Linked DNA regions of Homo sapiens: region 2 is linked to region 1. A link is an interaction called in ENCODE POLR2A ChIA-PET data of the cell type or tissue named here. Cell type or tissue: HCT116. All regions are shown on one strand. Each heading gives the region's core, and the rest is flanking DNA. Links, peaks and the distances in the headings are about the cores only.

The links. ChIA-PET counts read pairs that join two places held together with the same protein. Peaks named below come from ENCODE experiments on the same cell type or tissue, not always from the same donor. Only the 100,000 strongest peaks of a DNase experiment are listed, where the experiment ranks them.
Region 2: POLR2A ChIA-PET joins it to region 1 with 5 read pairs; 3 of 35 experiments call an interaction of 5 or more read pairs at or near these places.

What each region holds. Positions count from the first base shown.
Region 1 is chr17:57,291,711-57,299,766 of GRCh38, forward strand. The region is part of intron 5 of MSI2 (musashi RNA binding protein 2); the gene reads left to right. Among named protein-coding and RNA genes, the nearest start is that of MSI2, 39 kb to the left of the region's middle. In HCT116, for the core only: no CTCF peak of the experiment used is centred there; DNase peaks (open chromatin) are centred at 1,601, 3,621 and 4,021; H3K4me3 peaks cover 2,388 bases; H3K27ac peaks cover 4,115 bases.
Region 2 is chr17:57,725,319-57,733,374 of GRCh38, forward strand. No RefSeq gene overlaps it. Among named protein-coding and RNA genes, the nearest start is that of CCDC182, 16 kb to the right of the region's middle. RefSeq lists an enhancer at 1,596-2,095 and a silencer at 3,242-3,497. In HCT116, for the core only: no CTCF peak of the experiment used is centred there; no DNase peak of the experiment used is centred there; H3K27me3 peaks cover 417 bases.

The DNA of each region.
Region 1 (8,056 bases), core at 1,242-6,241:
AGGACTGGATTGTTTTGAGCTGTCAATATACCCTGGCCTTGTCCTGCTTGTGGCCAGAAGTTTAAGTGGCTGCCTATTGAATAGGTTTTTTTTGAGTGAAGGACGGGGGAGCTGGAACTGAAGACCCCACTGTCTACAGCCATACCACCCTGAATGTGCCCGATCTCATCTGAAGACCCCAGCCTCATTCTCCCCCGCCATTCTAACTAACCAGGCCAGGCAGGAGAGGATTTGTTCATGGAGTGAACTCACTGATTGAGCCTTTACCATGGGCAGAGTGCTGTGCTGGAGATTGGGAGTCAGGGATGGAAACAAAAGCTAGACAGTCCCCCTCCTCAGGAGGGCTAGTGGGCGAGACCTGCGTGAAAATGCAGGATCGTAGAGGAGGGGACGCATTCACCGAGAAGGTCCAGTGGATTGGGGGCTAGGGAGACCCTCGGACAGCTGCCTGGGGGAAGGGGCTAGAGAATGGGAGGGGAGGCTGGACTGGTGATTTAGGGGCAAGAGCAGGAAAAGTTCTGCATTCCGCTCAAGAGATAGAGACTTTGCCTGAAGGCAGTCTGGAATCCTGGCGGCTTAGGAGCCAGGGCATCATCACATTGATATTTTAGAGAGAAAATTCTTGGCAGTGTTATAAGTCATGGACTGGGGGAGACCAGGGAGCTAAGAGAACAGGGCCTGGACCAGAGCAGGGGGCAGAGTGAGTATGAAAGGAGGAGGGGTGAGAGGCAAACTCTCCCATGTGCCTTAGACCTGGTGACTCCAGTGGGGTTGGGGTGGCAGGGTACCTGGAGGAAGGGTGGATTTGTGAGCAGCCAGTACTTCCATCAGAACCCCTCGGGGGTGCTTGTTAGAAATGGAGGTTGGTGGGGGGTCCCTCACCTGTGGATCTCCAGTTGCTAAGGTGCCTGGACATCTGTGACTGAAACCAGGTCCCCAAAGGATGCTGAGGCCTGGAAACCTTGGTCTCACCTGGAGATGTGGCTCCACGATGCCCTTGGGAGCGAGCGAGTCATTTCACAAAGTGTTAGGAGGGAAAGGAGCCTTTCTGGGGCCAGCACGGTTGGAAGAGTTCACAGCCTTTCTGTGAGTTGCTTTAGGGGCCTAAGACTTTGGTTGCTGAAGGAAGTATAAATGTACAGTGACCCTCCAAGAGCCTCCCTCTCACAGGTATGCCCCACTTTAAGAAAACCCGCTAGACGAAAACCCTGACTTTTGGAGTAAGATTTGTCAAGGAGAGAGAGTTCTTCCCAGTACCAAAGGTTTCAGAAAAAGACCCGTTTAAGTAGTAAGCTGACCTTCTGAACCAATAAATAAGACAGTGGTTTCTTTCTTTTGTAGAGGTCACCTGTTGTAAATCTGAGAACATTTGAAGAATTTACTGCATTGGCTCATTAAGGTTAAAAAAAAAAAAAGTCAGTCGACTTGGTCAGCATTACCCAGTGCCCATGGTTTTCAGAGCCACCCCTGGGTGAACTGAGAATGGTGTTTGCTCCAGAGCCTGGGGCCACAGGGGAGGCTGGGGAGAGACTCAGGGCCCTACTGTTGGAATGGCCTTCACATGACTTGTCCTGCTTCCGGCTTGGAGTATGAAACCACCAAGAGGTATGTACAGCTCGCATTCCAGCATGGGAGGCGGGGAGGCTCCTGGACCCACGGGGCTGTCAGGTTGAGGCCTGCTCTGAACGCCTGAGCACTGCGATCCTGATGTGGAGAGCTTCCTTCCACCTCCGCCTCCTCCTCACGCTGCAACAGCGCTTGGCTGTACCTTGCCATTACTTGATTATTTGCAGAATTAGAAAAGGCTCAAGTATCTGATCATAATTTTTTCCTGGATATATAGCACATCCTCTGAATATGTAATCAGTGCTTTATTGTTTTTTTGTTTTTTTTTTTGTTTTTTTTTGTTTTTTTTGAGATGGAGTTTTGCTCTTGTTGCCCAGGCTGGAGTGCAATGGCGCAATCTCGGCTCACTGCAACCTCCGCCTCCTGGGTTCAAGCGATTCTCCTGCCTCAGCTTCCCGAGTAGCTGGGGTTACAGGCATGCGCCACCACACCCGGCTAATTTTGTATTTTTAGTAGAGATGGGGTTTCTCCATGTTGGTCAGGCTGGTCTCGAACTCCTGACCTCAGGTGATCTGCCCGCCTCAGCCTCCCAAAATGCTGGAATTACAGGCATGAGCCACTGTGCCCAGCCTGTTTTTTTTTTTTTTTAAAGGAATATGGGCTGTTAGATGTTGTAAATGGATAGGCAATGCATGTTCACTTTTTCTGAGGCTTGTTCAGGGAAACTGAAAAAAGTTCCTCTGTCACCTTGTGTGCATCTCTGTGGTACTGTCTCTCCAGGGTAGTGTGGGATTTAGAGGAGAGGGGCTGGAGGGGACCCTGCAGATGTCCCTATGTTCTGGAGGCGGACTTGTTTATTTTTGACAGAATGAATCTTGGACATGGGAGGATCTGGCTCTGACCAGCCACAAATTGGATATTTGTTTGACCTTTTTATTCCAGTGAGTGGGAAGAGATCCGGTACCTCCTTTATCATAAATCTTGCCTTGTTGTTTGCTCCAGTATAGCACTTCATCTGGGTGCTGTTTGAGCATCTGGCTTTCATTTTTAAGTGCCGGCAGGTGCAGGGGCAGGCATATCTCAGGGGGCCGTGGCAGATGAACGAGATGTGGCAAAAGCTGGCGTGGCACTGTTGGGGGTGAGTTTCACGGGAGAAAAAGGAGTTGAGCTTATTCTTGGGCAACTCTTTGCCTTCCTGCTAATGTTTCCAAGTATACCATGCAAGAATCAACTCCAAGGGGCTAGCTGAAGCTGGGGAAGGTGAAGAAGTGAGTCTGAGTTGTCTAGAACTTGATTGGTAACATCTCAGGGTACTGCCAGCTGCTGGACCAATGTGGTTCTCCTCCTTCCCTGCCTCTCACCCCTTCAAGATGAGTTGTCTTGTCTCTGACCCATCCTACAACAGCCACAAGTCAGTCGATCCTGTGTTTGTGCTCCCGAAGGACTTGGCGACTTGGCTAACAAGGAGACATTTGTTATTTCATTTCCTCATCCATTATTCATGCAGTGAGAGGTAATTAGCATTTAGTAATGTGGTTTCTGGGGTAGGTGAGTTGGGTTCATTCATTGAGCAAACATTTCTTGATCCCCTGCTCTGGGTTGGGTGCAGGCCAGGGGGCTAGGGTTACAGAGATGAGGGAAGGGCCTAGTTTGCCTTTGAGTGTGTGTCTGTTTGGGGAGGCAGGTGATCAGCGGGCGAAGGATGCTAAAGGTGTTTCAGGACCACCGAGCAGAGAGTCGTTTCTGGGGAGAGCCAGGGAAGGCTTCATAGAGGAAGTGGCATTTGGCTTGGGCCTTGAAGAGTGAACAGGAAAGAATTGGGATGGGGGGAATGTGCCCACCCTCCAGTGCAAACTGGGTCCTGGGGTTTAGCTTCTGATGATGGATGGTCATGGTCATGTGTCTTTCTGTGCAGCGCTGCCCACTTCTTTCCCCAAGCCTCTGTCACTCAGGAGAATTAATACGCCTCCTGCCCAGCATCTGGTGGCCCTGCCGCCCTGCTTGCTTAGGGAGATGGCTGACAGTTGGCAAGGAGGGGAGCTAGAAGGGTGCTGGTGAGTCATCAGGCTCCCCATGGCTAAAAAGAGAGCATACTTCAAAGCCCAGAGCATATCAAAGATGGGTTGTGTCACACCCACTGAGCATTTTACACAAATAAGAACTCAGTTTCTGACTCTGCAGCAAAAAGTTGGTCAGTTTTTGGGGGATTATTATTATTATTATTTTTTATACAGGTGCGGTAGGTTGAGAAATATTATTCATGGAAATAGGCTAAGTTGAAATAGGCTCTATCTGTTAAGGAATAGACTTATTAAGGTGGTGGGTGTGCCCTGTGTCTCTCTTCTTTAAACTCCGTTTTTCTTTGTTCTAGCCAATGTTTTATTGCTGATATGAATCACTGAGGGGCTTGGAGGGAGAAAGGAAAGGGTTTCTGTATAAACAGCTGTCTTGCTGATTCAATCTACAAAGTGGATTTTATAGCTAAAGTATTTGTTCTTGCTTTAAAATGCCAAAACAGCACCGTCATTTCCTCAGCGAAAAGAAGGGTCTTTGAGAATATGGGGCTTTCTGCTCCCGTCACAAATCTTTGCTTGGGGGAGAGGAGGAAGGAATTCCATAGAACTTTTCTTTGAACTGGTCTTTCTAAAAGAATCTCATGCTCAGAGGAGAAGAATTTTCTTTACAAAGTTTGAGTTACCAGTTCACGCAGCCTTCCTTTTTTTTTTTTTTTTTTTTTTTTTTTTTTTTTTGCCTTACTACATGTTCTGGTTTAAAAAACAATAATAATCCTCTCTGGTCATCACAGCTGACTACCTGCTTAATGTTTGCATATAGATATTTCATTTTCTTTTTTTATGCAAGATTTCATCGTTGCATTATCTGAGATAGTTGGTTGCCCTGAGATTATTAATAAATTGAGACAGTTAATGGTGTGTGACTCAGAACATACATTTAAAAACAAGTTGGAATAGAAATAGGTCTTTTACAAAATTAATTTTTTGTTAGGCTCCTCTCTTGAGCCTTTTTGTTTGAAGCCGGCTGGCTTTGTAGTGTTCATATATGGCCGACTGCAATTAACATAAATTACTTTTAAATACCAGTTAGTTGCTGTGGAGAGAGGCCAGGGTGGTGGCTGCTTATGGAAGGTTAAGAGGCTTGGTCATTGTCTGGGTTTTTATCTCACTGTGGATCAAATTCTGTTCCCTTTGGAGGCCAGAAGATCGTGTCAAAGATTGCTTTCTTTGACGATAGGGAGAAGGATTAAGTCTTTGCCCAGAGTACCAGTACTTACCAAGGAAGAATAAATAATCATAAAATGTTTACATATTTAAAAACAAATAATATTAAAATGCAACATGTATCCTGGATTGGATCCTTGAACAGAAAAAAGACATCAGTAAAAAAATTGATGAAATCCAAATAAAACATGTAGTTTAGTTAATAGTATTGAATATTGAATCAGTGTTAATTTCTTAGTTTGATCAATGCATCGTGGTTATGTAAGAGATGAACATTAGGAAAAGCTGAATGAGGGGTATGGGGAACTCTAAGCTATTTTTGCATTTCTTCTGTCATTCAAAAATTATTTTGAAATATTAAGGCTTTTTTGTTTTTTGAGATGGAGTCTCACTCTGTCGCCCAGGCTGGAGTGCAGTGGCGCGATCTCTGCTCACTGCAAGCTCTGCCTCCTGGGTTTACGCCATTCTCCTGCCTCAGCCTCCTGGGTAGCTGGGACTACAGGCCCGCGCCACCACACCTGGCTAATTTTTGTATTTTTAGTAGAGATGGGGTTTCACCATCTTGGCCAGGCTGGTCTTGAACTCCTGACCTTGTGATCCACCCGCCTTGGCCTCCCAAAGTGCTAGGATTACAGGTGTGAGCCACCACCATGCTGGGCCCAGTTTTTTTTTGTTTTTTTTTTTTTTAAGTATATTTGTAATATTGCTTTTGGCTTGGTTGAGATTATACAGGCACACCTTGGAGATATTGCAGATTCAGTTCCAGACCATTGCAATAAAGTGAATATTGCAGTAAAGCTAGTCAGATGATTTTTTGTGTGTCTTAGTGCATATAAATGTTATGTTTACACTATACTGTAGTCAATATTAAGTGTGCAATACATTATGCCTAAAAAACAATGTGCATGCCTCAATTAAAAAATACATTTGATAAAAAAAAATTGACAAAAATCTGAGCCTTTAGCAAGTCATAGTCTTTTTGCTGGTGGAGGGTCTTGCCTCAATGTTGATGGCTGCTGACTGATCAGGGTGGTGGTTGCAGAAGGTTGGGGTGGTTGTGGCAATTTCTTTAAAATAAGACAATGATGAAGTTTGCTACATTGATTGACTCTTCCTTTCACGAAATATTTCTCTGTAGCATGCAATGCTGTTTGATAGCATTTTACCCACAGTAGAACTTCTTTCAAGATTGCAGTCAGTCCTCTCAAACCCTGCAGCTGCTTTTTCACCTACTTTTAGGTAATATTATTAATCCTTTGTTACCTTCCCAACAACGTGCACATCTTCACCAGGAGTAGATTCCGTCTGAAGAAATTACTTTCTTTGCTCATCCATAAGAAGCAACTCCTCATCATTCAAGTTTTATCATGAGATTGCCGCAATTCAGTCACATCTTAGGCTCTGCTTACAGTTCCCTTGCTCTTTCCACCACATCTGCAGTTATTTCCTGCACTGAAATCTTGAACCCCTCAAAATCATGCATGAGGGTTGGAATAAACTTCTTTTAAACTTCTGTTAATGCTGATTTTTTTTTTTTTTTACTTTCTCCATAAGTCACAAATTTTTTAATGGCATCTAGAGTGGTGAATGCTTTCCAGAAGGGCTTCCTTTCACTATGTCCAGATTTATCAGAGGAATCACTCACTATCCATGACAGGCATAGCCTTACAAAATATGTTTCTTAAATTAATTGAAATTACCCCTGATCCACGGTTGCAGAATGGATGTTGGTTAGAAGGCATGAAGACAACATTAATCTTCTTGTATACCTCCATCAGAGCTCTTGGGTGACCAGGTATGTTGTCAGTGAGCTGTAATGTTTTGAAAGGAATCTTTTTTTCTCAGCAGTAGGTCTCAACAGTGGGCTTAAAATATTCAGTAAACCATGCTATAAAGAGATGTGCTGTCAGCCAGGTGTGGTGGCTTGCACCTGTAATCCCAGCACTTTGCGAGGCCAAGGTGGGAGTTTGAGACCAGCCTGGCCAACATGGTGAAACCCCACTGGTGTGGTGGCACATGCTTGTAATCCCAGCTACTCGGGAGGCTGAGGCAGGAGAATTGCCTGAGCCTGGGAGTTGGAGGCTGCAGTGAGCCGAGATTGCACCGTTGCATTCTAGCCTGGGTGACAGAGCAAGACTCTGTCTCAAAAAAAAAGAGATGTGCTATCATCCAGGCTTTGTTGTTCAAATTTATAGAGCACAGGCAGAGTAGATTTAGCATAATTCTTAAGGGCCCTAGGAATTTCAGAGCGGTAAATGAGGATTGCCTTCAACTTAAAGTCACCAGTTGTATTAGCCCCTAACAAGACAGTCAGCCTGTCCTTTAAAGCTTTGAAGCCAGCCATTGGCTTCTCCTCTCTAGCTATCAAAGTCCTAGATGCCATTTTCTTCCAATAAAAGACTTTTGTATACATGAGAATATCTGTTGTTGAATGTAGCCACCTTCATCAGTGATCTCGGCTAGATCTTCTGGATAACTTGCTGTGTAGCTTCTACATCAGCACTTGCTGTATTACTTTGCACTTTTATGTCAAACAAATGGCTTCTTTCCTTAAATCTCATGAACCAACTTTGCTGCTTCCAGTTTTTCTTCTGCACTTCTCAGCCCTCATAGAATTGAAGAGAGCTAGGGTCTTGCCTTGGGTTAGGCTTTGGCTTAAGGGAATGTTGTGGCTGGTTTGATCTTCTATCCAGATAATTAAAACTTTCTCCGTATCAGCAATAAGGCTGTCTTGCTTTCTTATCGTTCATGTGTTCACTGGAGTAGCACTTTTAATTTCCTTCAAGAACTTTTCCTTTGCATTAACATCTTGGCTGTATGGTGTAAGAGGCCTGGCTTTCAGCCTGTCTGGGCTTTTGAAATGCCTTCCTCACTAAGCTTAAGCCTTCCTAGCTTTTGATTTAAAGTGAGAGACACGTAACTCCTCCTTTCACGTGAACACATAGAGGCCATTGTAGGGTTATTAATTGGGCTAATTTCAGTATTGTGTCTACAGGCCTGCGGGAAGGGGAAGGGACGTGGGGGAATGGCCGGTCAGTGGATCAGTTAGAACACACACAATATTTATTGATTAAGTTTGCCATCTTATTTATTTATTTATCTTAATCAATATTTATCTTAATATTTATTAAGTTTGCCAGTTTGTGGCACCCCAAAACAGTTACATCAAAGATCACAGATCACCATTACAAATATTATTATAATAATAATGAAAAAGTTTGAAATATTTTGAAATGTGACACAGAAACATG
Region 2 (8,056 bases), core at 1,196-6,195, 430 kb after region 1:
GGAAGGGCAAGCTGCGATCACACCACTGCACTCCAGCATGGGCAACAGAGTGAGACCGTCAAAAAAACAAAACAAAAAAAAAACGCCAGGCACAGTGGCTCACGCCTGTAATCCCAGCACTTTGGGAGGCCAAGGCGGGCAGATCACCAGAAGTTGGGAGTTCAAGACCAGCCTGACCAACATGGAGAAACCCCATCTCTACTAAAAATACAAAATTAGCCATGCGTGGTGGTGCATGCCTGTAATCCCAGCTACTTGGGAGGCTGAGGCAGAAGAATCGCTTGAACCGAGGAGGCAGAGGTTGCAGTGAGCTGAGATCACGCCATTGCACTCCAGCCTGGGAAACAAGAGCGAAACTCCATCTCAGCGACAACAACAAGAACAAAAAACCTCCAGCAAGTTAGGCTCCTGAGGGCAGGACTTGGTAAGAATAGAATGCTCTGAGTATTTCAAAATGTTTTATTTTCCCCTCCCCACCACTAGATTTTTCTGTGCGATTCACTGTGATGACCAGGTGGGCCATGGGGACCTGGTGACTGGGTCCCCCCTGAGGCTCTTCTCTCTCAGGTTTGCCCATGCAGAGCCTCCAGGAATTTGTCAATTACAGGGCATGTTTTTACCCCAGAACTGGTTGCCACAGAAGTTTCTGCTCCAGTAAGTTGTGATTCTCTGTATCCACCTGTCTTTACAATTTGGGGTGCAGTGGTTTGCCCGGTGACCTCAATTCTGTGGTGGATCTAAGAAGACTTGCTTTTCAGTTTGTCCAGTTTTGTACTTGTGGTTAGGATGGAGTGGCGGCTTCTGAGCGCCTTCGTGGCATGTGTCTGTGGAAAGGCCTTGTGTGATGTATTGAGTCCAGTGGACTCGGTTCATTCATTCAGTGCCCTCTTTGTGCTGGCATTGACTCAAGGTCTGCGTTCTTCGTCTTGCTATTCCTCACCTCCCAGAAGGAAAGGTGTTACAGACGTCACTTTACAGACAAGAAAAACTGGGGACCAGAGAAGTTAGGCCATGCAGCTGTGAGGGTGAAGGTTTGCACGACTCCAAAGCCCACATGTCCCTATGCTGATCACGTGCTGCCGCTCACTCTTAACGGTTTTGTCCCTCTCCCTGCAAATGCCCTCTGATCAGCCAAGCACACAGACCCACCCCTGGTCCCATGAGGAGGCTGTGGAGCACTCCATCTGTGCTCGGGTGAAGGGTTAAGCTGCCTCCCCTCATGGGAGGGAGGGTGCTGGCAGCCCCCTTATGGCAAGGTCCGGTTCCTGGGAAATATGCTCAAGTGGTGCATTATAGTTTTATGAATCCAGCTCCTTCTGTTGTCCTGATTGAAGTACAGAATGCCTGGGGCAGGCTGCCCTCCTTCACAGACCCATTTGTCATGGGAATTGATTAGAAAAGAAAAAGGCAGCTTGATGGCTTGATTGCATTTGTTTGAGGCAGGAGGAGGACTGCCACCTGTCTCTGCCACCTTCGGCTTGGCCGGACCAAAGGAAGTGCCAGCTCTTTGTCCCAAAGCAAGAGTGCCCTGAGGAGTGCCACAGATGCTGGGGGGAGCTGGCGGGGTCAACATGGTAGGGAAGCAGGGTCTCCTGAGCCTGGGGTTTGGGGCAGCGATGTGCCCTCTTGGCCTTGGAGGAGGCGGGGACACAGAGGAGCATCTGCTCTGAGGCCACTCGCCAGAGGCTTCAGAAGGGGGCTGCTCTGCCTTCAGGGTCAGAGGCAAAGAAAGGGGGCAGCTTAGTCTGTTACTAAGCAGAACCTCCCACACCAAGTGGCAAGGGGGCAAGCCCCAGGAAATGGAGGGTAGGATGAGGGAGGGTAGCCTTAGGGGTTCACTGTCCCCACATCCAGACTGTCCCAATGTGGCAACGGAGTGTGCCACTCAGCTCCCCCCACTTCTGTGTGATTCACTGTGAGGTAAAGCTCAGACCCTGAGCAAGGCAGCCACGATGCTTGAGCCACCTGCAGGCAGCAGGGCTACATTTATCCGCAGGTCCTGGGAAAGTCACAATATCTCAGACCATTGGACCCACCTCGTCGTTCAACAGAGGAGGGACTTGCCCAAGGGCACACAATGACACTTGGCAGAGCCAAGACCTGACCCACCTCTTGACTCCCAGATGAGGTGGCAAGAGAGAATGGGATCAACCACTGTCCTTGGCCATCAGGACTGTGAGGAAAAGAATAGCACCCCTTGCCAGGGTAAGCAGCTGAATTCACCTTGGCCTTCAGCAGGGAGACCCAGGCCTCTGACAGTCCGTCCTCTTGGCCTCCTTCCAGCAAGCCCCTGTTTCAGGTTCTCACACGTCTACACCCTGGCCATTGCTGCTCCAGGGCTGAGAGGTGCTGCAGGGAAGGAAGGAGGGAGGAGGGAAGGGCAGGAGGAGGGCAGTCCGTGCCAGGAGACTCAGGGGACACTGAGATGGAAGAGCAGGCTTATTGACCCACCACATACTGGCTCGGATTTCCATATTCAGCACATACTGGAAGAATAAACTCATTGAGATGCCACATTGCTTTCCAAGACATCCCAAGAGGCACAGGGTTGGAAAGGCCTAAACAGAGCTGGGAGTGTTCCTCCACTGTGAGCAGAAGGCAGGAAGACACCTCCTCTGGGACTGGCCAGCAGAGGCCTCACAGCTCCCTGCAGCCTCGGACACGTGGTGCCCTCAGCTGTCCCTGAGGTCCAGCAGAGCCGCCCGTGGAGCTCTAACTCCAGGAGATTGTGCACACATAAGGTGGATAGAGGGAACGCACTCTGGGGAAACAGGAACCCATCTTCCAGCTCTTACACACCTCTTCCTAGAGACTGCTGAATATCTCCCATGCGCCAGGTCTGGGGATAGTTGGATGTGACTATAATTCAGAAACTTCTTCCAAAGGGCTTATAGTCTGATGATGCAGGTGACTGCAAACAGGTGACTGCAACATGGTGTTTAAAAGGCCGAGATGCTGGTAAGCAAAGGTGTTATGGAAATACAGGGCTTTTAGCCAGAAAGGAGGGTCAGGGCAGGAGGCTTCCTGCAAGAGCTGAGTCTGAGAGGACAGGGAGGAGTTAGCTGGTCTGAGTGGTGTGACCTAAGGCAGAGGGCAAAAGCAGCACTGGGCCTAGACACAGAGCTGGGAAACAGCATGTTGTGCTTGGAGGATTAGAGGATGGTGGTGTTGTCAAGCTCAGAAGGGGAGGCTAGGGAGGCAGCTGGGGCCAGGGCTGCAGAGCTCAGATGAGCTTCCAGGGCAAAGGGCAGCATGATGATCAGAGTCTGGTCCCTATGGGGCCCATCTTCTGTGATCCTTTCCCCTTCCATGGGTGCTGTTCCTTTCCTGGCCATGTGCTGCCAGAGGGACCCCAAGGCTCCACCTGTCATGTGGCCCCATCCAATGTCACCCCTAGGCCCTGTAGGCCGAGTCTATGCAGCTCATCTGTCTCCCACCCACGGCCCCTCAGTCAGTCCATCCACAAAGTCTCCTCTTCACTTAAGGACACAGAACTCCCAAGGAAGGGAAGAGCCTGTAGCTGGCATCTGCTCCATGGGGCCCTTTAGATCCAGGGGAGAGATATGTGGACAGGGCACTGCCAAAAGTTAGACCCCCCAAAAGCATGGAGAAGGCCCACCAGGGGTTTGATGGAGATGACAACCTGAGAGCCGGCATTTGTCTGTTCCTGGGGCTTCCCACCCTGGCTGCACATTGCGATCATGAGGGTTGCTCTCCTGAGTAGCAACCCCTGGGCTCTCCCCAAACCAGTTAAATGGATTCTCAGGGTGAGTCCCAAGCATGGGCATTTTTAAAAGCTCCCTAGGTGATTCCAGCAGGCAACTCAAGCTAATAACCACCAGTCCATACCAACCAACTCAGATCCCATCTTTCTTGTTATGCCTTCTTCCTCTAATCTCACAACTTCTATCTCTCCCACTGGCTCTCTCCTTCCACCTGTTCCTTCTCTTCTTCTCCAAGGCTGACCCCTCTGCTAAGCTCTGGATCTCATCTCCTCCCATCATCTGGGGAACCAGACTCCAAAGAAAACAATGATACTAATAGTCATAATAATAAGAGCAGCAGTATTCATGGAGTGCTTAATATGTACCAGGCATATGAATGTTCTCATTTGGATTTTGTCCTCAGAACAACCCTTTACTATAGGTACTATCATTGTCCCTCATTTCAGAAAAAGAAACTGAGTTCCAGGGAGGTTAAGTATTAAATCATATAAGCCCAAGGCCCTGGCACTACTGAGCAGCAGGAGCAGGACTCACACCCAGGTGCCTGTGGCACTGACGCCTAGTCCTTAGCTGTCGTGGAGACCACCTCTCCATTGCTATCTTGGGCCTCCCTTGTCTGCAACCTCCATGACTTGCACTTCCTTGGCAGGTTGATCTGCCTTCATTCTCATTCTTTCCATGCCAGCCACTGAGTTAGCCTGCAAGTTCCAGAGCAGACACTGGGCGCTCTGTGTCCCTTGTGTCTCCACAAGGTATCCCCAGGTACATGCTCAGGGCAGGTGAGCCCTGGGCCCCCAGGGCTCTGGAAGGGCTTTGTTATAACCTGCTTACTTGTCAGTCATGCCAACCATATGGTGAGCCCTTCAAGGTAACACCTATGGTCTTACTTTTTAGGGAGGAGAAAAGGATCATCTGACTTAAATAAACTAAAATTTCCAAAAAATTCCACCGGCTTGAAAAATGCTCCATTGTACCCAGATGTCTATTTGATGCCTAAAGAATGCAACTGCTTGCATGTAGCCACTCCATCCACACTGTTTCCCCCTTGCCTATGGGGCTTTGTGCCATGAGGATGATCAGTAAGACATTTTTAGGTTTCTGCCCTGGTTAGAGTGAGAAGGAACCTGGCGGGGGGGGGGGTGTGACATGGGGCACAGCAGACGTGTGTGCTATGAGGCATGCAGAGGAGAGATGTGTGGGTGTGGGTATGGGTATGGGACATGGGGTGGCAGGCATACAAAGTGTGTGCATGGGTGTGATGTATGTGTGAATGGTGTGATGGGTGTGTCTCATGGGTGGCACATGTCTGGGGGTAATTTTTGTGCAGTGCATTGAGTGTGGTTTGCTGTATGTATGATTTGCAGATGATGTGATGTATATTTGTTATGTGGTGTGTGGTATGTTTCTATAGCATGTGTGGCATATATGTGATACGTGGTATGAATGTGGCCTGGGATATGATGTGTGTGATCACAGTGTGTGAAAGGGTGTGAGGTATGGGGTCATTTGTGTGTGGTGTTGGGTATGAGGTGAGTGATCTGTGACATGAGGAAGGAAAGAGATTTAGCCCCTCTCATCTCACTTCTGGCTTCTCTGCTCAGCCTGGGTCCTGTATGCACCTTCACTCATGCAGTAAGACTCACAGACTAAGACCCAAGGTGTCCCATCCTGAAAGTGACACAGCAGCCATCCCAGGAAGGGAGAGCTTGGGCTCAGCACTCCCCATCAAGGTAAAACCAGACTTTCTTCATTTTCTCAGCTGCTGAGAGCCCTGTAACCTGGGAGCTCAGCTTCAGGAATGCCAACAAGGAGAGGACAGAGTCCTATAAATGGTCAAGACCCCACTGCCTATAAGCAGGCAGTGAATGGGGAAAGCCCATATCCTTAAGTCTCTTCCCAAACCCAGATGGTCAGTTGATAGGCAGAACATTGAAGACAAAACGTTGGATTGAAAATAGAATTCCTATTTATCTTCTCCAGTTCACAATGGGCTCAGCCCCATGCCTGATGTAACCCTGATAAAATCTGGACTCATGTGGCTCATCGAGAGTTATTATGACCTAGAAGCACAATGCAATGCCATTCCTTACTCTCTATCTTAGCACTACTAAAGGAGACTCAGATCCAATGGACTCCAACAGCACTTACTAAAATCCCATTCATTCTACTTCCTTCTTTCCCTGCAGCTGCTTGGGTGTAACTCTCCTCAACCCCCTGAAAAAGCTCCTCCTTGGCTCCCAGTTTGTGAAATTCTCCTCTGCTCTTCCTACCTCCTCCAGCACTTTAAGATGTAGAATAACTTGGCCTTTCTGCCAACAAGAAGGAACCATTTTTTTATAGGGGCTGGGGGTAGGCTGGTGATTTCAGGATCCTCTTTGTAGGAGAGGAATGTCAGGGAATAGCACCACATTTGAGAATCTTGGATCCTGGTGCACTAAACCATGTGGCCTATATGAGTTGCATGTTCTCCCTGGGACTCTTTCCACAGCTGTTTAAGGCAACCATTATCCTAGCAACTCACTGCTTCACAGAATTAAAATCTGCTAAAGAGCCATGCTAATACCCAGACAAAGCTTTAGGAGAAAAGAATAGTACATTGATGAGTTATCTTTCTTACCTGTCCATTAGCAAGGCAGTACCCATGGCAGTGCAGTGCAGGACAGCAGCCTTGACCAGAACTGATGGAAAGCTGCAGAGATGCCACCGGAAACTCAAATTGGAAGTCAGTGCCAGCATTTTAATACCTTTCTATAGTATTGAGTTGGGGTTTGGGGAAGGCTGGGAGGGTTTACAGGTGACATTCCTTCATTACCTAGGACAGAGAAGGAGGACACACACACACACACACACACACACGATGTTCTTGTTTCATCTTTCTACACCCACCCTCAATTTTTCTGAATCTCATTTTCCTCACTTGTAAAATGAAGGTGACAACTGCATAGAACAATCCTTTAGAACCAGACTTTGGAACCTGTTCTACCTTTTCTTACTAGATGTGAGACCTCAGACAAGTAATTCAACCACTCTAGGTCAGTTAGTGATTACTGCGAAACAAGCTACTTCAAAACTTAATGGCTTAAAACAATAATCGGTTATTATTTCTCATGAGTGTATGAGTAGCCTGGGTGGTTCTGCTGATGTGAGCCAGACTTGGCTGATCTTTGCTGAGGTCACTCATGCATCTACAGTCAGCTGGCAGATCAGCTGGGGGCTGGCTGGTCTAGGATGGCCTTGGCTGGGATAACTTGGGTCTGTTCCACATGGACTCTCATCCCCAGGATAGCCTGGGCTTGTTCTCATAATGGTGTTTATTTCCAAGAGAGTGAGTGGAAACACACCTGGGCTTTTTCAAGCCTGTGCCTGCATTAAGTTTTCTGCCATCCAATTGGCCAAAGAGTCATTCGACTGAACCTGGAGTCAGAATGGAAGAGGCCTATAAAGTTACAGGGCAAATGGCTGGATCACAGGGAGGCAAGTAATAAGTGTTGTCAGTGTAATCAATCTACCACTACCTTTAAGCTCAGTTTCCTTATTTTCTTTTAATTGAGGCGAAATTCACATAACTTAAAATTAACTTTTCTTTTTTTTTTTTTTTTTTTTTTTTTTTGACACAGAGTCTCAGTCTGTCACCCAGGCTGGAATGTAGTGGTGCCATCTCGGCTTACTGCAACCTCCACCTCCTGGGTTCAAGCAATTCTCGTGCCTCACCTACCAAGTAGCTGGGATTACAGGCGCCCACCACCACACCCGGCTAATTTTTGTATTTTTAATAGAGACAGGGTTTCACCATGTTGGCCAGGCTGGTCTCGAACTCCTGACCTCAGGTGATCCACCACCTCAGCCTCCCAAAGTGCTGGGATTATAGGCATGAACCACCGTTCCTGACCAAATTAACCAGTTTAAAGTGCACAATTCAGTGATATTTGGTACATTCACAATGTTAGGCAATACCACCTTTATCCAAGTTACCAACATTTTAGTTACCACAAAACAAAACCTCACAGTATTAAGCAGGTACTCCTCATCTCCCCCTCTGTCCTCTCCAGCACCTGACAACCACCAATCTCTTCACTGTCTCTATCAATTTCCCTATTCTGGATATTTCGTATAAATGAATAGGTGAACGGTGTCTGGCTTCTTTGACTTAACATCATATTTTTGAATTTTATCCATGTTGTAGCACATATGAGCACTTCATTCCTTTTTATGGCATAATAATATTCCTTTGTATGAACATGGCACAATTTGCTGATTCATTCATTTATTGCTGGATATTTGAGGTGTTTTCATGCTTTGGTTATTGCAAATGATGCTGTGACAACATGAAT